Regions from separate parts of the Mus musculus genome. Here region 2 is linked to region 1. The links are chromatin loops, found by intact Hi-C in ENCODE. Cell type or tissue: left cerebral cortex. All regions are shown on one strand. Links, peaks and the distances in the headings refer to the core of each region. The heading gives the core; the rest is flanking DNA.

Region 1 (8,539 bases), core at 1,452-6,451:
AGAGTGTACCTGTGGACATCTTTCTTTTCACCGAGGGTTCTCAGCCATCGGGGATTTCTGCAGCACTTCATTCACGGAGTCCTTTTACAGGCTCCAATTTTGTCAGTTTCTGTTTCCTAGCACTCAGACTTGAACCCATGTGATGTATGCTCTACCCTGACCACACCCCCTCACTTAGGGGTCCTAGGCCAGTGCTCCACCCCTAAACAGTGCTTCCCTCAGCCTGAGCTTTCTTCTTCTTCTTCTCTTCTTTTCTTCTTCTTCTTCTTCTTCTTCTTCTTCTTCTTCTTCTTCTTCTTCTTCTTCTTCTTCTTCTTCTTCTTCTTCTTCTCCTTCTCCTTCTCCTTCTCCTTCTCCTTCTCCTTCTCCTCCTCCTCCTCCTCCTCCTCCTCCTCCTCCTCCTCCTCCTCCCCCTCCCCCTCCCCCTCCCCCCCCTCCTCCTCCTCCTTTTCTTCTTCTTCTTCTTCTTTTTTTTTTTTGGTTTTTCCAGACAGGGTTTCTCTGTGTAGCTCTGGCTGTCCTGGAACTCACTTTGTAGACCAGGCTGGCCTAGAACTCAGAAATCCACCTGCCTCTGCCTCCCAAGTGCTGGGATTAAAGGTGTGTGCTACCACAGCCCGGCTTCTCACTGGGGTTTCTAAGCAGGGGCTATGGCCTCGACTCTGCTTTTTAAGACAGTTTCACTAAGTCGCACAGACTGCCCTGAACTTGTGATGCTTCTGTCCCAGTGACTCCTATGGCCAGGATGGCTTGTTTCCCTAGTGAAGTAACTAGACAGGAACTCCAGATGTCATGTGAAGCTGGTTGCCTGCTTAATGCAGAAACTGTAGGGTGGTGTGTGGAGCAGCCCAGTTCACTGTGCAGAGACTGAGGCCAGAGGTTAGGGAGAGCAGGGTGAGGAGTCAGAGCCACTGCACCAGATAGAGCTTCTCTCAGAGAACACTTAGTCCTTCTGGGAACAGGATGCTCATCACACAGGTAAGAGAAGCCTAGTGAGAACGTGTCCCTCTGCAAATGAGGGCTGAGGAAGGTAGAGCTTGCCTCTTGTGAGGTAGGAGGCTGGCAAGCCCTTGGTCTGAAGAAGGAAGAGAGCCTTGCACTGAGGTTCACAGGTCCAGCCTCTGTTCCCCACCATAGAACTCTTGAAGTCTTCCCCAGTAGGCGTCAAAGACCAAGGCAGGCACCCGGATCTCTTGTTGAGCACCGGCTTTGAAAGCCTTGTGAGGCCTGGGTATGCATTATCCCCTACCCCATGGTCTGTTTTACCCACGACAGAATTCACAAAGCCACCAGATTAACAGGAAGTGGACCCCTGCAGGCTGCTGGGTCCCCTGTGCCTGGTCACTTAACCCCACCCTGCAGAGCAATAGTGGATGTGAACCTGGGTGGCCACTGGCAAGCAGCAAGGTACAGAGAGTGGTGTGTGTGTGTGTGTGTGTGTGTGTGTGTGTGTGTGTGTGCTGGGGACTGCCCACAGCAGGCCAGGATGGAGACATCTTAGTGGCCTGTGGCAGCTCCTTGTAAAAACAGTTGTTCCCATTTCTCCTAACCTTATCCCTGGACAACGGCTGTATAGATTTCATTTGTGAGTGACTGCTTTTCAGTTGGCCTTGGTGTGCACAATTATTCTATTATATCTGACTTTCCTATTTCTTTCTCCTGCTTTGGTGAATTCTGTGAAACTAGATGTTCCTTGATGTAATGATTTTTAAACAATTAAAAATTGAGGCATAGGGCACAGCACAGCACAGCACAGCACAGCACAGTCCTAATGGCCCAGGTGCAAGCTGCGAGCTCTCATCTTGGAAACAATGTAATAACTGCACAATGCTAGACTAATTCTAGAATAATGCTTGACTTGCAAAAAAAGTTTGAAGAAATCATGTTTAGAAATATTAGTAGCTGGGTGTGGTCACACACACCTTTAATCTCAGCACTCAGGAGGCAGAGGCAGGCGGATTTCTGAGTTCGAGGCCAGTCTGGTCTACAAAGTGAGTTCCAGGACAGCCAGGGCTATACAGAGAAACCCGTCTCGAAAAACCAAAAAAAAAAAAAAAAAGAATAGAATTATTAGGAAAGAATAGAAATATTAGAAAATGAAACAGAGCCATACAGAGTCCATTATCAGAAAGTGAAGGAATTGACTAGGATTATGAAAAGGCATTCATATGAGAGACAAAGTCATGGAATAAGGGAACACAAACACGGGATACTTTAAATCAGAAAGGAAAAAACTATTTAAGTTATGAAATGAGTTTTGCACATTTGAGAGAGGTTCCTGGTCTCCTTTGGATATGTATGGATAAGCAAGTATAGGATACATAAAGTTATATACTAGTAAAACTAAGTCAAGACATTGGGACTCTTAGGAGAGTCATTGTGTGCAATGTGCAGAAGCAGAAAGCTAGCAGAATTACTGAGTTAAGGGTTAACCTGACTCTTTCTGGCCACTGCCTGGCAGCTCTGCCCATGTCATTTGTCATTAGAGCGTCACGGGAAAGCACGTGTAGCTGATCTCGGAGCTCTGACCTCTGAAGTACAATAAGTCAAAAGTTAAAGTTTAAATGATGGTAAGTTTGCAGTTATTATTATTTTAGCCACAGGCCTGGGAATAGGGGAAGCTTGAAACTTTGGGGAAAAAGTGTAATTCCTGGTTCTTTGTGGGACATGATTATTCTTTTGAATTTGATTTGGTAATGATTATACAATGTCTTTTTCTACCTGCTTTTGGAATACCAATAAAAGACTGGGGCAAGAGAAAGGTGAGAATGAGGTACTCATGAGGCGTGCAAGGTGTGAGGCGAGTGTAGGGTGAAAGGAGAGAGAATATGAGGGGTGTGTGTGGGAAAGAGAGTATGAGGAGAGAGTGAGAGGAGAGAGTGAGAGGAGAGTGTGTGAGAAAGGGAGCAAACGAAAGAGCACAACCGCAGCCTCAAGAGTACATACTGCGTCAAGCTGAAAGAGAGAAAGTGGGGGGGGGGGGGAGAGCTCAACTTTAAGCCTGTCAGTTTGTACCCGAAAAGTTGACTGTGTGAGTTTATTATGGGTCTTCCAGATATCACTGCTTCCAGTTGAAAACTCCGATCCTGTGTTGAGGCTAGACCCCGACTGTGTGTGTGTGTGTGTGTGTGTGTGTGTGTGTGTGTGTGTGTGTATGAGAAGGCTCCCAGGATGCAAGCTCTGCCATGGTTCAGAGAGAGAGGTTAAGCTATTTGCCCAATGACACAGCAATGGCTTGATTGGGAAGTCAACCCACGCCCACTGCCCCATAACTTTTCAACTACCCTGAGCTGCTCAGAGGAAGGTCTCTCCATTGAATATTGGCGTGTTTAAACGACTGAGGGGCTGCCTCACCACAGTAGACTTGGCTCTAGTGGGATAACTAGTTCCGATTGATGGGGGCCATGTGCCCTCTGGTGGTCAATGCCGGAATGGGTGGGAATGGGGACAGAAAGCAGGCCAGGTGTGAAGGTTGACTGTCCCTCCCCTTCTTGCAGGAATCCTAACTCTGAGTAACTCCTATTCTTTCTTCAAAACTCTGCTTGCAATGTACCCTCCTCACCCCCAGGAAGTCATTCTTGTGTCATCAGAGATATCCAAGGTCAGTTTAGAGTCCAAGCCTCCCCCCTGCCTTATGGTGCTGGAGTGTTTGTGTGCATTTCATAGACGCTAGATGAATGTTGAACGAATAAGTAAATAAATACAGGAACTAACCTCAGAAACATTCTGGGCCTAGCCTAGAAGACGACGCAGGCTTCATTCACTCCTGAAGAGTCACACGGGGTGCCTGCGGGCTAGAGGATCCTCCTTCTACCAGAGAATGCATCCCTTCTTCATCCTTATCTCGGGTGTTTGTGGAACACCTGATGTGTATCGTCCAGACATGATACTCCCTTCTGCCCGGCACTGTTTTTACAGATTATCAGGTGTACATAAGTGTATGTAGGAGGGCTGTAGAGACCGCGTGAAAAGGCAACATTGCAGCCGAGACTCCGGAGTTTGGGGGACCAAGCACTTGGAGGCACAGGCAGTGCAGTGCAAGCAAATATCCACAGGCAAGCTTGTCTGGAAGGCTAAATGAGGGGAAGGAAGCTGGGAAATGAGGGCTTGATGGTTCGAAGAAGAGGAGGAGTCTCTTAGGCCCCGTCCCTCACTTTTTTTTTTTTTTTTTTTTTAGGGATAGCCCTAACAACTTAAGCCATTGGCAAGGCAACCAAGTCCCGCCCCTCAAGGACTCCAACTTCGCGACTGTACTTGGCTTTCCGAGGCCTCTACATCCAATCCCGTATGCCGGAGAAACTCAGCCCTGTCGACTACATCCCCGCTCTGGAGATAGTCACCCGCCTTCAGGCTTGCCCATCCTCGTTGCCAAGGAGACGGCCCCCGCAAGCTTGGAGCTCCGCCTCCAGGCTCACGCCAAATTCCTAGGCGGATTCCAGGATTGGTCCCGTCGCTGTCTCGTCACCATGGAAACCCGGCCCCGCCCTGCGCAGGCTCAGCCTGCGGACCCTAAAGCTTTCCAGTTGCCTACAGGTTATAACCTACCCCAGGTTGCCAAAGAGACATCCCGGGCCCCCACGAAGGCCCCGCCCTTTGGTCGCGGAGGCTTCCCCGAGGCCCTGTCCCACGCAGGTTGCCAAAAAGTCTTCTCCCCCACGTAGCCCCGCCGCTCGCTGGCCCCCCATCTCTGACTTCTTCTGCTTCCATGTCTGACTTCACCTCCTAAAGTCATCGCCAAGGCGACCCGCCTTCGCGCTGTCCCTGGACTTCCGCACTCTTCAAGCGTGACTCCGCCCTTCCACCCCCAAGTGCCAAGCCCTCTAGACTCCGCCCACACCAGATAGGCCACGCCCCCAAGATGCTCTGCAGTCTTGACCCTCACCTCCGTCCCGGTTACTAAGGAGACTAGGCTCCGCCGCTTCGCCCCCAGGCTCCGCCCCACACACTGGACCCAGGTCTCTGGCTTCCGGAAATACTTATTTTGTCCTAGTGCGGCCACCGTTCTCCACGAGTCAGCCCCCCGCAGCGCGTTGCCCGCGTTTCTCCGCGAGCCCCACGCCTGCCGTGCGTGCCGTGCGTGCCATGCGTGAGCGTGCGCGGGCGCGTCGGCCGGCGAGGGAGCAGCAAACGGCCGGCGGCAGGCGCCGCGCGGGGGGCGGGCGGCGCGGAGGCGGCGGTGGCCATGGCCGAGGCGTCGCCGCAGCCCGGACGGTACTTCTGCCACTGCTGCTCGGTAGAGATCGTGCCGCGCCTGCCGGTGAGACCTGGGCGGGAGGGCCGTGGAGCTGTGCGCGCGAAGCTGGCTAGAGGGGAAATTGAGACCCGGCGGGGTGCGAGCAGCGTGGCGGGCAGGTCCAAGAACCTAGGGCGGCGGCGGGGTCGCCCGAGGGACGCAGGCTTGGTCGGACCCGGTGGGGCTCGGAAGCTGAGCTCCGCGCTGGGGACGGCCGCCGAGCGCGTGGCCAGGACGCGGGGGCGCGCGGCGCGGCCTCGAGCGCCGCCCCGGGCCTCGCTGCTGCGCCCAGAGGAGCTGCGAATCCGACGGCGGAGCTGGAGGGTCTGGGAAGGTCGTACCTGCACCTCCTTGCCTGTTACAGGCCTTGTGCTAAGGCTTCAGTGTGGCTTTGACCAGTTGCATCCCCCGGTCCCCACCTGGTTGTCCCCTGGCCTCCTGCTTCTTCCTCGTAGCTTTGGACATATCTATCCTGAGGACCCTGCTTGGGTGTCCTGCATCTTTTCCGGTTCAAGGTGGTTTTGTCCAGGTGCATGCCAGGGATCCTGCAAGTTTCTTGAGAGTGACTTTGACTAGGCTGGTATCCCCAGGCCTCCTCTCCCAGGACAGAACCTCCCACCTTCCAGGCATCCCTTGTTTCATACCCAGGTTTGAGGCTCGCTCCTGGAAAGGTGATCGCTCAGTACTTGCAACCTACCGTGGCCTTTCCAGGCCAAGCGTGGAGCCTGCTCCTGCCCTTCGAGGTGGAAGCCTGGGTGGGTCCTTGAAGAAGTAGTAGCTAGTTTGGTGTAAGCCAATCTACCATTGCGGAGAAGGTGGTGGAGTAATTAGCCAGAGTCTGTCAGGGTGACGACGGGGTGGGTGGTAAGAGGTGCTGTAGTTCCTTCTGGTCTCTGCACTCTCCCTCTGGATGGTGACACCATGACATTCTTCAGGGCGATTAACTCCAAGAATTCAGGTGGTGGCATACACCTTTTATTTCAGCACTTGGGAGGCAGAGGCAGGCCGATGTCTGAGTTTGAGGCCAACTGTTAGTTCCAGGACAGACAGGAACCCTGTCTAGGAAGGGGGGCAGCTTGGAGAGAGTGGTATGTGGGGTGCCAGGTGAACCTGGAACATAGGAATTGATTGTTATTTCTACTTGTGTTTCCTGTGCCTCAGCCTTGCCTCCCCAGATCTGCCTTGACGCCCCTGGACTGGGGACTATGCTGCCCCTTGGCACCATTGTGAGCTCTGGGAACTGTTTTCTGTAAGGAGATGGCCAGACCCAGGTGTACACCTAGCTGTCAGGTTTCCTTACTGGGACCAGAGCAGCACCAGGTTCTGGCTCAGTGCCCTTGAATAAGGAGGACCCTGACCTCTCAACTGCCACTGTGCCTGGCACGAGCCTACCTGTAAGCCCCAGTGACCCAGCATGGTCTTTGTTCTTACAGGGTTTGTATAGGCCAGCCAGTCAGGGAGTGACAAGTGTTTAAACAGAGCATGGGGGATGTTTTGTTTTGTTTCTCCAGACAGGGTTTCTCTGTGTAACAGCTCTGGCTGTCCTGGGACTCACTCTGTAGACCAGGCTGGCCTTGAATTCACAGAGATCTGCTTGCCTCTGCCTCTCAAGTACTGAGATTAAAGGCGTGTTCCGCCACCACCTGACCGGCATGGGTGGTTTTTGTATGAGCAGCTAGTGTGGGACAGGGAGCAGGGGCAGGTCTGTGGGTTCAGTGAGACTTGCCATGGCCCACACTCCAGAATAGGCCGTCCTATGCGGTGTTAGTTTCAGCTGCCTCTCAGACACCTGAGTTAACCGCCAGAGACACCCAGTTCCAGTGGTGGCATCTTCGCAGGCCCTGTGCTACCTCTTGCTGCTTTGCTCTAAGGTCAGATGGGTCTCAGCACAGGGTCGATTGTCAGCTGTAGCCCGAGCACAACCTTGGTGTATCAGCTGCCCATTGTGCTGCTCTCCCCAGACAAGTGAGCAGGGTTCTAATGCAGTGGCTCACAACTTTCCTAGTGCTGGGACACTTTAATACAGTTCCTCATGTGGTGACCCCAACTATACAATTATTTTGTTGCTACGTCGTATCTATAATTACGATACTGTTATAAATTGTAATGTAAATATATCTTACTAGCAGATTATCTGATACGGAACCCCTGTGAAAAAATCCTTCAACCCCAGAGAGGTTGTGGTCCACAGGTTGAGAACAGCTGTTCTAATAGGTAGCTTGTGCCTGTGCGGCTATGGCTGCAGCAGTGGCAGAGCTTCAGAGCTTCAGGGTGTTGGGAAGATGGCTTGTCTGGGAACGTGTCAGCAGGAAACAGATGAGTTGGCGAGAGGTGTGGGCAATGCGAGCCTAGACTTGATCGTCTGCTGGGTGTGTTGGTGGAGGCCATGTGATGTACAGGTGTGGACTCGGGGTGTCCATGGGCAGGCACCTGCAGCCTGCCTCCTTGTTTTACCTGCTCATGGGTCCAGGGAAGCAGATAAGGGAAGCCGATGCCTGCTGCTTGTGTGAGCACAGTGCCTGGCATGGGATCAAGCATGAGAGGTCCTGGCCTGGGTCCTGGGCAGAGACACTCCACAGACAGGGTCCCCGGCATAGTGGAGGTGTTCAGAGGGCAAGGCCATGTGCCGAGCAAAGTGATACATAGGCTGGCGAGACGGGTAGTGGCTGGCTTCTGGAGATATGTCACACAAACATGACCAAGGATGACGATTTTACACTAGGAGCCTTGGGCAGGGAGCTGGGTCTTTGGCTCCCTGTGTCTCACAACCCATCAGTTCCAGAAGCTACTGATCCTGTACAGAGTAGAGTAGGGCAGAGCAGAGGTCTGCAGACAGTAACGCTGTGGCCAGAGGCCCTCTCCAGCCCACTCAGCCCCCCACCCGTCCTGTAAGCACTCAGAATAGTCCTTCAGTATGTGTTACAAAGGTCATCTGAGTGTAGGGGACCCTATGTCCTGTGATATCCTACAGTCAGGTCTGAGACTGTAGGGGCTGGGATTGGGGGTCTTGTCTGGGCAGGATGTCACTGGGACCATGGAGACAGCTGCTCTCAGGAACAGAGTAACCAGAGTCAGGCAGGGCATGGTGACCCTTGGCATTAGCTGCTGTAAGGGGTGAGAACAGGTAGCAACCTGATAGAGACATTTGGCAATGGATACAAGCTGACCCCAAACATGTCCCTGGGCTGCAGCCAGTGAAGGGTGGCTGGATATGAACAGAGATGCCTAATCATGTGTATGCTGATGTTTTACTGTGCCAGGGAGGGTGACACTGGTCTGACATCAGCCCCACCTATAGTGGGACCA
Region 2 (5,000 bases), core at 1-5,000, 85 kb before region 1:
GGCTGAGGCAGGAGGACTGCCATAGGTACTCAGCTTGAAGCTAGGCCAAACTACTTTTCAGAATCGTGTTAAAAGGAAAGCCGCTTACTAAGCCTGGTGACTCAAAGCACTAGGGAGGTTAAGGTGGGGAAAATCAGGAATTCAAGGCCAGTCCTTATCCAAAAGCCAAACAAAAAGTTTCAACAAAAAAGTCGGGGCCTGGTGACGCAGGCCTTTAGTCCCATCACTACGCAAGCAGAGGCAAGCGCAAGCAGATCTTTCAGACCAGCCTACAATGAGATCCGGTCTCCAAAACAAACCGAAAACTACAAAAAGTTGCCAGTGGAGGGGGCATCCGGGAAGCATGTGGGAGATACGGATGCCAGGCCGGCGCCCACACCGGAGACCGAACTGAACCTCACTCTGGCCCACCCGCCCCTCCAATGGGGGGCCCTGGAGGCCTCCTCCGGACACCTCCCCCCAGGCGGGAAGGGCGGGCGCGTTCGGCACAGGTCCGCGCGCGTGCCCGCACCAGGGCGCGCGCCCTACTACGCGCGCGCACCCGGGGTCGCATGCGGCGTGCGAAGCGACATTGCTCGGGGCACAGGGCGAGCCGGCCGGATTGGAGCACGGCAGGCGGGAAGGATCGCAGCGGCCGAGCCGCTCCGAGTGAGCGCGTCTCACCGGAGGGAGCGCGCGTGCACGCGGAGGGCGGGAGGGGGGCGCTGGGTTCCTCCGGATGAACCGCGCGGGCACCGGAAGTGCGCTGGGCGAGGGGCTTAAGGGGAGCCGAAAGCTGGGTGCGGTCGCCCTAAGCCAACCGGCTTCCTTAAGGGCCTCAGACGCCCGGGATTCCGAGCGCGCCACGCGGAACGAGGCCACACGCACGCGCCCATTGCAGCGGTTAGAGGGATCGGCGGGGGCCAAAAGTCCACGCGCGCGGCAGCGATGGCTGGGACGGAGTGGTGAGCGGAGCGGCGTGCGAGGGGCGCGGCAGGACTTACCCGTCCATGGCACACGGAAGAGACCCGCGGGGAACGGAGCGGAGGCGCAGGAATAGCAGAAACCGACCCAACGGCTCCGAGTTATAGACTCACAAGATGGCGGAGACGCCCGCACACGTCCCCCGCGCGCGATCCTCATTGGTTCCCGCTGCGGTCTGTGGGCGTGGTCAACCCCGCCTGCCCCCGCCAGGGCCTTCTATTGGTCAAAAGGTTACTCCAAGGGCGAAACGCATCCAGACAGCAGACAGCTGTTGGGCGGGACGGCCGTCAGTCAAGACGGAAGACGGAAACGGCCGGTGGGGGAGGGGGAGGGAGTGAATGAGTAGACGCACGTGATACCATCTGAGCCAATGAGCGAGCCTTTGTTCGACCCGTGGGACGCCATCTTGAGAGTGGGTACGTGGCGGGTCAGACGCAGAGAAGCGTGCATTCTGGAGGTTGCCTCCATATTGCAAGCAGGCACTGGAAGCCGTTAGCCTCCAACGTGAGAGTAAAGCAAGCTGCTTCGCCATCTTAGAAGCGGGCAGAAAACCCCGTATTGCCCTAGCTTGCTTGTGGTCACGTGGCCAGAATTTGGCCTTTCAACCGAGTTTCTCCTGGACTAGATCGCAACGAGGTGGAGGCCACGTGCTTCATAGACGCAGTCGCGACTAGATTGTGAATCATCTCTTTCCGTCTTTTGTCTACCCACAGCAGCCAAGCTCCATCTGTGTCGCAGGGATGGGGAAACCGAGGAAAGGAGCCGCAGTGTGGCTGGTTCTGCCTAAAGCTGGGGAAACGAGGCTACAAACTCAGCAGCCGCAGAATCCACTGGAGGGACGAAACTCCGCCCTCTTGTACCTTCACCCCAGCAGCCAGGATTCTGCCTTCCAGTCCTGGGGTATCACAAAGCAAGACGGGTTCTCCAAGGCCTAGTGCAGGCTATAAAACAGATCCTTTGGTAGGACTCCCAAAGGCACAAACTATCCGGATTCTTGTCTGCCTGGTTATCTGCTAAAAAAAAAAAAAAAGCCAGGCAAGGGGGAAAAGTTTCTCCTCCGCCCTGCACGGGAGGTGAGCCCAGAGCACTGGCCTCCCTTTTCTGTAATACAGGGCTCGTGGGAGGCGGGGCAAAGGGGCTGGCGGCTATACTGGTTTCCTTGCAGATCTGGCCAGGGGCCCAACAGCCTTGGAGCCCCAACGCGGGCTTGGTGCCAGAGGATTCCAGCCTGGATTAGGGGCGGCTGCCGATTTCCATGGAGGCCGCGCTGGGAGTGAGGTCTTTCAGGCCCCAGCCAGCCGGCACAGCAGCTAGCTTGAAGGCCCAGAATCACTAATCAGGACCGTCTCGCGGATTTAGAAAACACATACACACACACAACAAGGCATAGGATTTGAGCCCTCTGGGACTCCCATCAGGTCCTGGCTGGACCATCAGGGATAAGGTTGGCTGCCAGTTTTTGTTCTCTGGGTGGCTGGTGCCAAGCAGGAGCCCCACCCTCAGAAGCTAACCTGCACGGGTGGCTGCCAGTGAAGTTGGAGGCTGCTCATGTCCAAGAAGCACAGGTCTACACTAGCAGAGTTTGTTGAAAGCCATTTCAGAGACCTCCCAGAACCTTTCTTATGAAAACGGTTTGTGTGTAGCCCTGGCTATACCGAACTCCTGCTGGCCTCTAAGGCCCAGAGATCTGCCTCCTGAGTTAATGGCCAGCCCCACCACGCCTTGCTTCCCGGAACCACTGAATGGTCTTGTTCACCTTCAATTCCTTATCTGCTTCCTGATCCGAATCAGACCTCCATTACCCAGTGGGGAACATTTAATTCCGAATCCCAACCCCTGCGCTGCAGAGACCCAGCCTGAGGCTGGCCTCACATAGATCCACTGCCCCTGCTTCCTGAGTGCTGGAATCAAAGGTGTGTGCCACCATGCCCAGCTAGAATTGTTTTTGAGACAAATTCTCAACTTTGTGACCCAGATTGTCCTGGAATTCATATCTCAGACTGGCCAGCAGTGATTGTCCTGTTTCCGAATCCTGTGGTGAAATGACAGGTCTGTGCCTCTATGCCTAGCCAGAGTGAGTTCAAGACCAGGTTGGTCAACATAGTAAAGAGGGCAGGGGGAGGGGGAACCTCTGCTTTGAACCCCCCAAAGAGGGCCTAGGGGTGTGTCTCCGGGGTGGAACCCCAGCCTAGAATTCCCCAATGAGTTGAGTGTAGCTCAGGGGTGGAGCCCCAGCCTAGAATGCCTCAGTTAGGGGCTGGGAGTATGGCTCAGCATTAGGACACTGGCCCAGCACACAGGAGATCCTGGCTTCCTTTTTCAAAGCTGCCAGAGCATATTTTAAAAACGATTAATGTTCTGTGTTGCTGCTGTGATGCAGCGCCCACAATGGACTGCCTCTAACGTCACAGATGTGAGCCTTGCATCTGGAGCCCAGAAGTCTGAGGCCGGGCTTTGCACAGGAAGTGCCTTTTCTGTCTCCCAGATTCTGGAGCTCCAAGTGTCCGGGACTTGTGACAGAGTCCCTGTGTGTGCTTCTGTCTTCAGACTGTCTCCTACTAAATCCGGCCTGGATAATTTCAGTTTCGGGACCCTGAACTGCATCTACAAAGAACCTTTGTGGTGCTAGGGCTGGAGCTCACTCCCACCCCGCCCAACTAGACCCGTGTTTGCTGCTCACTGATCACGCCCAGGGCCCCAACCATCGCTGGTCACAGTAACCCATCTCAAGGTTGCGAATGGCTTAGGAAGCCTGCACCCCAAATGTCCTCAAGTGGGCTGGCTTTTGGGAGAGAACCATGGTTTAGTGAGCAGTCATTTTTACTGCCTCCCTGTCTCTGCAGAACACCTGTTGGGGAAGACACTGCATTGTTTAGCTCTTCCACATGGTTGGCCTGACTTTGTCTCCAGCCTGCCCAGCGCCCACCTCAGCCTTGCCAGCTGCTGCTCATGAATGATTGAGGTGAGGAGGGACAGCTCACCTGGCCTTTGTCTGAGAGGCACACTAGCCTGCTTGTTACCAGGGAAAGTGATACTCCCCTGTAGGAGGAGATGGAGGCAGGGAAGAGGGGCCCTCAGAGCCAGGGCCAAGTGAAACTCTCAGAACAATACAAGGAAGATAGACACAAGCCTCAGTTTATTCCTCTATAAAAGGGAAACAAGGCCAGTGTCTCCACCAAAGGAAATCGTCTACAGGTTGTTATTTCTTGTTTGTTTGCCTTGCTGGGGATGGAGCCCAGGACTTCAGAACTGCTGAGCCCCTGTTGTCATGGTTACTGGGGATCTAGGAAGGAACCTTAAAGGCTGAGACCCTCCTGTCTTAACCTCTCAGAAACATGACCTGACTAGCCTGGGCCACCACACCCTCCTGCTTGTGTGTGAATTATAAATTTTTGTTTGTTTCTTTGTTTTCAAGACAGGGTTTCTCTGTGTAGTCCTGGCTGTCCTAGAACTCTGTAGACCAGGCTGGCCTCGAACTCAGAAATCTGCCTGCCTCTGCCTCCCAAGTGCTGAGATTATAGGCATGCACCAGGCGTGATGGCGCACACCTTTAATCCCAGACTTGGGAGGCAGAGGTAGGCAGATTTCTGAGAGTTTGAGACCAGGCTGGTCTACCTGGGAAGATCCAGACCAGCCAGGGCTACAGAGACTCAAAACAACAACAACAAAACTCTTTTTTTAAAGTTGTATATGCATGGTGTTGTATAAGGATCCCTTCCTCGTTTCCCAAATCTCTACTGGACAGTTTAGTCCAGGGTCAGGGAGTCTGGGCTGAGGAGATCCACTGAAGGGAAGTTTCACACTTTTACCCTTCTAACCCCAGGGTTCAAGGAAGGTCCCGTGAGGTGAGTTTCGTCCCTGAGCCCCGCACAGTAGAACATGACTGCTGTGTGCCACAGTGCATGAGCCCACAGACACACGGAATAACTAGATGCTGGGAACAAAAAAATTGTTCTTGAAGATTCAGGGGAACTCAGAACTTTCAACTCTGCACCCCCAGCAAACCTCTGTTGACCACCAAGATAGAAACAACTGAC

Evidence for each region. Peaks named below come from ENCODE experiments on the same cell type or tissue, not always from the same donor. Only the 100,000 strongest peaks of a DNase experiment are listed, where the experiment ranks them.
Region 2: it touches region 1 in a loop (10-fold over the local background); 1 of 42 quality-filtered maps calls a loop at or near these places.

Annotation. Positions count from the first base shown.
Region 1 is chr10:79,763,471-79,772,009 of GRCm38, reverse strand. It overlaps Rnf126 (ring finger protein 126), which reads left to right and starts at 5,058. Exons shown (of 9, transcript NM_144528.3): 1 at 5,058-5,257. The coding sequence starts at 5,183. In left cerebral cortex, for the core only: a CTCF peak has its summit at 3,435 (motif pointing left); DNase peaks (open chromatin) are centred at 3,422, 4,416, 4,926 and 5,466; H3K4me3 peaks cover 3,204 bases; H3K27ac peaks cover 2,173 bases.
Region 2 is chr10:79,850,705-79,855,704 of GRCm38, reverse strand. Ptbp1 (polypyrimidine tract binding protein 1) reads right to left here and starts at 1,273. Exons shown (of 14, transcript NM_001077363.2): 1 at 984-1,273. The coding sequence starts at 991. It overlaps E130317F20Rik (RIKEN cDNA E130317F20 gene), which reads left to right and starts at 734. Exons shown (of 1, transcript NR_029447.1): 1 at 734-4,328. In left cerebral cortex, for the core only: no CTCF peak of the experiment used is centred there; DNase peaks (open chromatin) are centred at 364, 1,344 and 2,162; H3K4me3 peaks cover 2,601 bases; H3K27ac peaks cover 4,326 bases.